Linked DNA regions of Homo sapiens: region 2 is linked to region 1. A link is an interaction called in ENCODE POLR2A ChIA-PET data of the cell type or tissue named here. Cell type or tissue: OCI-LY7. All regions are shown on one strand. Each heading gives the region's core, and the rest is flanking DNA. Links, peaks and the distances in the headings are about the cores only. Region 1 holds the start of HBA2 (hemoglobin subunit alpha 2). Region 2 overlaps MPG (N-methylpurine DNA glycosylase).

The links. Peaks named below come from ENCODE experiments on the same cell type or tissue, not always from the same donor. Only the 100,000 strongest peaks of a DNase experiment are listed, where the experiment ranks them.
Region 2: POLR2A ChIA-PET joins it to region 1 with 7 read pairs; 8 of 35 experiments call an interaction of 5 or more read pairs at or near these places.

The regions. Positions count from the first base shown.
Region 1 is chr16:171,368-174,260 of GRCh38, reverse strand. It overlaps HBA2 (hemoglobin subunit alpha 2), which reads right to left and starts at 1,385. Exons shown (of 3, transcript NM_000517.6): 1 at 1,254-1,385; 2 at 932-1,136; 3 at 551-789. The coding sequence starts at 1,348. The coding sequence ends at 661. RefSeq lists enhancers at 1-176, 177-916, 1,656-2,396. In OCI-LY7, for the core only: no CTCF peak of the experiment used is centred there; no DNase peak of the experiment used is centred there.
Region 2 is chr16:83,340-86,232 of GRCh38, reverse strand. MPG (N-methylpurine DNA glycosylase) reads right to left here. Exons shown (of 4, transcript NM_001015052.3): 4 at 387-832. The coding sequence ends at 456. It overlaps NPRL3 (NPR3 like, GATOR1 complex subunit), which reads left to right. Exons shown (of 14, transcript NM_001077350.3): 14 at 1-847. Among named protein-coding and RNA genes, the nearest start is that of MPG, 6.6 kb to the right of the region's middle. RefSeq lists enhancers at 943-1,062, 1,770-2,625 and a silencer at 1,163-1,222. In OCI-LY7, for the core only: no CTCF peak of the experiment used is centred there; a DNase peak (open chromatin) is centred at 1,292; H3K27ac peaks cover 2,004 bases.

The sequences.
Region 1 (2,893 bases), core at 178-2,677:
CCCAGGTGTGGGCTGCCGGCTGTGAGCATCCCAGCCCCTTCCTCCTTCCCCACTGACTGGGCTGCTCTCAGAGGGTCACCGTGACACAGGAAGTGTGAGTAGGGCCAGCACCCTCACTCCAGCCACCTACCCTCTGGCAGGAAGGGGTGGGAATGAGAGAAATGTTCTGGCACCTGCACTTGCACTGGGGACAGCCTATTTTGCTAGTTTGTTTTGTTTCGTTTTGTTTTGATGGAGAGCGTATGTTAACTGGGTTCAACCAGGGAGATTTCAAAGGAGGGTGGCGATGCTGGGACTCCCTGAGTAGAACCCTGGATGCCTCTCTCCTCCCCAGCTTCTGAGCCACTGCCTGCAGGCCTGGCACCTCTCAGGACAGGGGATGGTTCAGCACCTTCTCTTGAGCAGGCCCACCTCAGCTTCCCCTCCCATACTCCCTGCAGTTCTCCCTCCCCAGCCCCATGCAGCTGCAGAGAGGTCCTTGGTCTGAGACAGGTAAACACCTCCATTGTTGGCACATTCCGGGATAGAGAGAACCCAGGCACACACAGGCTGCTGCCCACTCAGACTTTATTCAAAGACCAGGAAGGGCCGGTGCAAGGAGGGGAGGAGGGCCCGTTGGGAGGCCCAGCGGGCAGGAGGAACGGCTACCGAGGCTCCAGCTTAACGGTATTTGGAGGTCAGCACGGTGCTCACAGAAGCCAGGAACTTGTCCAGGGAGGCGTGCACCGCAGGGGTGAACTCGGCGGGGAGGTGGGCGGCCAGGGTCACCAGCAGGCAGTGGCTTAGGAGCTGTGCAGAGAAGAGGGTCAGTGCGGCCCAGGCCCGCAGCCGCCGCCTGCGCTACACCTCCCGCAACCCGCGTGATCCTCTGCCCTGAGAGGAAGGCGCCATCTCGCCCCTCGACCCAGATCGCTCCCGGCCCGCCGCTCACCTTGAAGTTGACCGGGTCCACCCGAAGCTTGTGCGCGTGCAGGTCGCTCAGGGCGGACAGCGCGTTGGGCATGTCGTCCACGTGCGCCACGGCGTTGGTCAGCGCGTCGGCCACCTTCTTGCCGTGGCCCTTAACCTGGGCAGAGCCGTGGCTCAGGTCGAAGTGCGGGAAGTAGGTCTTGGTGGTGGGGAAGGACAGGAACATCCTGCGGGGAGAAGCAGAGTGAGGGGTGGGGTTTGGGTCCGGGGCCAGGACGGTTGAGGGTGGCCTGTGGGTCCGGGCGGGCGAGGAGCCCGGGTCGGAGCAGGGGAGGGAGCCTCACCTCTCCAGGGCCTCCGCACCATACTCGCCAGCGTGCGCGCCGACCTTACCCCAGGCGGCCTTGACGTTGGTCTTGTCGGCAGGAGACAGCACCATGGTGGGTTCTCTCTGAGTCTGTGGGGACCAGAAGAGTGCCGGCCCGCGAGCGCGCCAGGGTTTATGCTTGGGGCGCGGGGGCACGCCCGGCCGGGCGGCGCTCATTGGCTGGCGCGGAGCCCGGGGCGCGGCCTGGACCGCAGGGGAGTCCCGGGCGGGGCCTGCGCGGGGCCGGGCGGCGGGCTCGGCCTCCCCTGGGGGTGCACGCGGGGCGGGGGCCAGGACGTCTCCACCCTCCACCCGCCACTCCACTCCCGCCCATCCCGCTCGCCCGGGGGCAGGGCGGTAGCGGCGCTGGCGGGGCCGGCCCGTTGGGGTCGGGCGCTGTCGGCTCGTGCACCCCGGAGCGCAGCGCCACCCTTTCCTTTCGGGCGCCGGAGCGTCCCTAGCGAGGGAGAAAGTCAGCCCGCACCCCCGCCCCGGCCTGGCACGCGCTGGACGCGCATCGACTCCAGCGGGATCGGGGAACACACGGGCGAGCGAGTGCGAGCCGGAGGGCTTCGCCCAATCCTGGGGCGGAGAGGAATGCGCGCACCCGGACGCCCTGGCCCATAGGAACTCAAAAGAATTTCTGCGCAGAGCCCCTCCTGCTCTCCAGCCTCGCTTCCTGCAGCTCCCTTTCCCTCTGGCGATAGTCACTAGTGTGCTTGAGTGACAGGCACCGGGAAGGAACAAACACCAGGACGCAAAAAGCACGGGGCTGGGCTGGGGGCGGCTCCAGATTCAGACTCCTCTACCCGGGGTTGTGGGGTGGCGCGTGGGGTGGTGGGTGCTGGCTAAGCCCCAAGTCATGGACTCACAGTTTGTGTGACTGACTCTCCCACTGGCCTAGAGGTCGTGGTTCACTGTGACACCCCCAGCTCTCCAAATGCTATCTGATGGAAGACTTGCTAGGTAAATACTGGTTGTAAACAGATAAACAAACTTGGCTCTGGGTAGGGAAAGGACAGGGGAGAGAAGGCCCCTGTGGTTGCAGAATGTAGGTGAGGGGATGTGGGGTGAGGAAGGAAGGGGTGGACTTGGCGAGGGGGAGGGTGGGAGGTGCAGGAGTGCCAGTGGGTGCATCCCTGCTCATGAAAAGTGATGGTTTGGCCAGGCTCGGTGGCTCACGCCTGTAATCCCAGCACTTTGGGAGGCCAAGGCGGGTGGATCAGCTGAGGTCGGGAGTTCGAGACCAGGCTGACCAACATGGAGAAACCCCGTCTCTACTAAAAATACAAAAATTAGCTGGGTGTGGTGGTGCACGCCTGTAATCCCAGCTACTCGGGAGGTGGAGGCTGGAGAATCCTTTGAACCAGGGAGTTGGAGGTTGCAGTGAGCCGAGATCGTGCCACAGCACTCTAGCCTGACGACACAGCGAGACTCTGTCTCAAAAAAATAAATACATAAGGCCGGGCGCGGTGGCTCACGCCTGTAATCCCAGCACATTGGGAGGCTGAGGCGGGCAGATGCGAGGTCAGGAGATCGAGACCATCCTCGCTAATGCAGTGAAACTCTGTCTCTATTAAAAATAGAAAAAATTAGCCAGGCGTAGTGGGGGGCGCC
Region 2 (2,893 bases), core at 275-2,774, 88 kb after region 1:
CCCCAGCACCTCTGTCTGCCATGCGCTTCTTCCTCCCAGGCTACCCTGAGCCTTTCCTGGCCCAGTCCTCACCACAGTCCACAGAAGCCGCAAACAGGCTCATAGCCAAGCTGTGACCTGGTCCTGACCATCTGGGGCACGAGGGCCTGGGCTGGCCCTGCTAGGCTGGAGAAGCCCTGTCACCTGTGCACATCTTGCTGGTGGAGGCATGGCCCACTGTGCAGGACCCCACCCTCGGGGGCTTTCGGCTCCCACACTGATGATTCTCCCCAGCATCCACACCGGGCCTGGCGCTACGTACTCAGGCCCCCAGCTCTCGTGTCCTGGAGGAAGAGCTAGCTCCAGACATGGGTTGATCACCTAGAGGAGCTCTGGCTAAGGCACAGTTTTCTAGAAATAAAACATTTATTCGGTTTTTAAACAATTAAAAAATCTTGTCTGGGCAGGCCCTTTGCTCAGGCCTGTGTGTCCTGCTCAGCCACTCTGTCGACCACACTGACCCAGGGGCTGCCCCGGACATAGAAGCGGAGGGGTTTCCGGGCCCACTCCCCTGCATGGCCGACGCCCACCCGGGCTGCTGCCACTACAGCCGGCTCACTGGGCTCCAGGGGACCACGCTCCAGCCATACAGCTTCATCCTGTGCCAGGTCCCTCTGGTCAAAGCTCTTGTTGATGGCCAGGGCCTGGCACAGCTTGGAGGGGCCACTGCAGAGCTCGCGGTCCTTGAGGACACGGCTGGCGGTGCCTTTCCGGAGGGTGCTGCGAAGCTGACGCATGGTCTCCAGACCTTCCAGGGGCTCCAGTGCTCGCAGCAAGACGCAAGCCCCGTCCCCTGTGGGACGGACAGTTTGGAAGTGGAGCCTCCCTAGGCTCCTGTCCTCTCTGCCCTAGTACACATCCAGACATCCTGTGCTGCAGGGAGGGTGCAGCTGCCTTCCTGCCTGGGCCAGGGACCTGCTCTGTGCACCTGCACCATCTCCTGGGTCTGACCTGGTGGGAGGGGGCTGCACCTCACTGTGTCCAGACCCCTCTGCCTACCTTGCCATCCTCCAAGCCTGCACCATGAGGTGTGCCTCCTGTGGGCACCTCTGGCTTCCACCACCAGGCAGGGCCTCCCCCACTGTGGCCGCCCCCACAAAGCCAGACTGTTAAAAACACATGACAAATGCTGGGTATCAGTTCCTTTCCACCTGGCTTCCCCTGGTCTTGTGACTGGCAGCAGCTATAAAGCCAGCAAAGGAAGCTCCAGAGAGCCAGTCCTCGGGTGCGATCATTCAGCCAGGAAGCAGGAAGCCTTGGCCTAGCCAGGCCCCAGCGCTCCCCTTCTGCCTCACCCACTCAGTGTTTGTGTTGGTCAAGTGGTGGGGGCTAGGAGTTGGCTTAGAGCAGCTGCCAGTGTGCACCGGATGTTGGGAGAGCCCATGCAATGACTCAGTGGAAGGACTGACTGCAACACCCTGCACAGGCAGGGCAGGAGGAGGCTGACAAAGCCCCCTCACCTCCCTTGGGATCCCTCCTCCAGCCTAGCCCCCTCCCTCACCAGGCCAGGCCCCTTGAGAAACAGAGACAGCAAGCGAAGGCTCCTGGGCCCAGGGGCTCACTCAAGCACAGATACCCGAATTCCCTCTGCCCTGCAGGTTTGGAAAGGCCCCTTGGATTCCTGGCTGGGGACAATGATGACCTGGACCCTGGCCAGAAGAGCCCTGGCCCTCCAGCAAGGCAGCACCTGCTCTGATGCACCTGTGCACCCCTGGCCCTCCCAGCCACCTGGGAGTCCGAAGCTTAGCCTGGAGGTGGCCAAGCCAGTCCCTACTCTTGGGCTGCGGCCACGTGAGGCTCCGCATCAGCAGCCAGGGGCGAGCACTAGTGGACAAAGCCAGCAAATGCGGCGTTCCTGTGAGCAGATACCCTCAACCAGCCAGCTGTCAAAAGTATTTCAAGATAAAATCCAGGCCAAGCAAAGCCTTTAAGTTCCCGTCCATTCTGTGATTCCCACGCTGCTTCCAGCTCACCAGGTGGGGTGCCTGCTGCCCACCCTGACCCACCTCAGTAGGGAGGAGCAGGACCCTCTACATCCCTGTGGGTGCAGGGCACACGCCCCTCGTTGTCTCACTGAGCCCCCACAGAGCCGCCTGCAAATGAGTCAAAGCCTGGCCGCCCTCATCACCACAGCCCCGTGCCCTGGCTCCTTCACACAGAACACATCCAAGTCCCACATCCTGACAAAAACATGACCCCTTTGATCACTTCCTGCCAAACCTCCCTTTCCTCACCGACTCCTCCGCCGACCCTAAGTCCCCCTGCTGTGCCCACTGCTCCATCCTTGGCAACCTGACCACGCTGCTCTTAGCACTGCAGTCATCCTCTTCTCCAATCAGCTTCTCATCCTCATGTGCTGCCTCCGTCAAGGGCAGGCGACACTGTGTCCTCGGCCTTCTTTCTGCCTCCACTCCAACCAACCCTTTCTTTTCCTTTCCTTTTTTTTTTTTTTTGAGATGGAGTCTCGCTCTGTCACCCAGGCTGGAGTGCAATGGCGCGATCTTGGCTCCCTGCAACCTCCGCCTCCCGGGTTCAAGCGATTCTCCTGCCTCCGCCTCCCTAGTAGCTGGGATTACAGGAGCCCACTACCACACCCAGCTAATTTTTGTATTTTTGGTAGAGACAGAGTTTCACCGTGTTGGCCAGGCTGGTGTCGAACTCCTGACCTCAGGTGATCCGCCCGCCTCGGCCTCCCGAAGTGCTGGGATGACAGGCGTGAGCCACCGCGCCCGGCCCCACCCGGCCCTTTCTACCCCTTTAACCTAACCAGCCCTGCCCCGTCAGCGTAGCCAGAGCTCCCGAAACCCTGGCCTGGCCTGGAAGTGGCACCTCCTCGCTCAAATGCTGGCCCCAC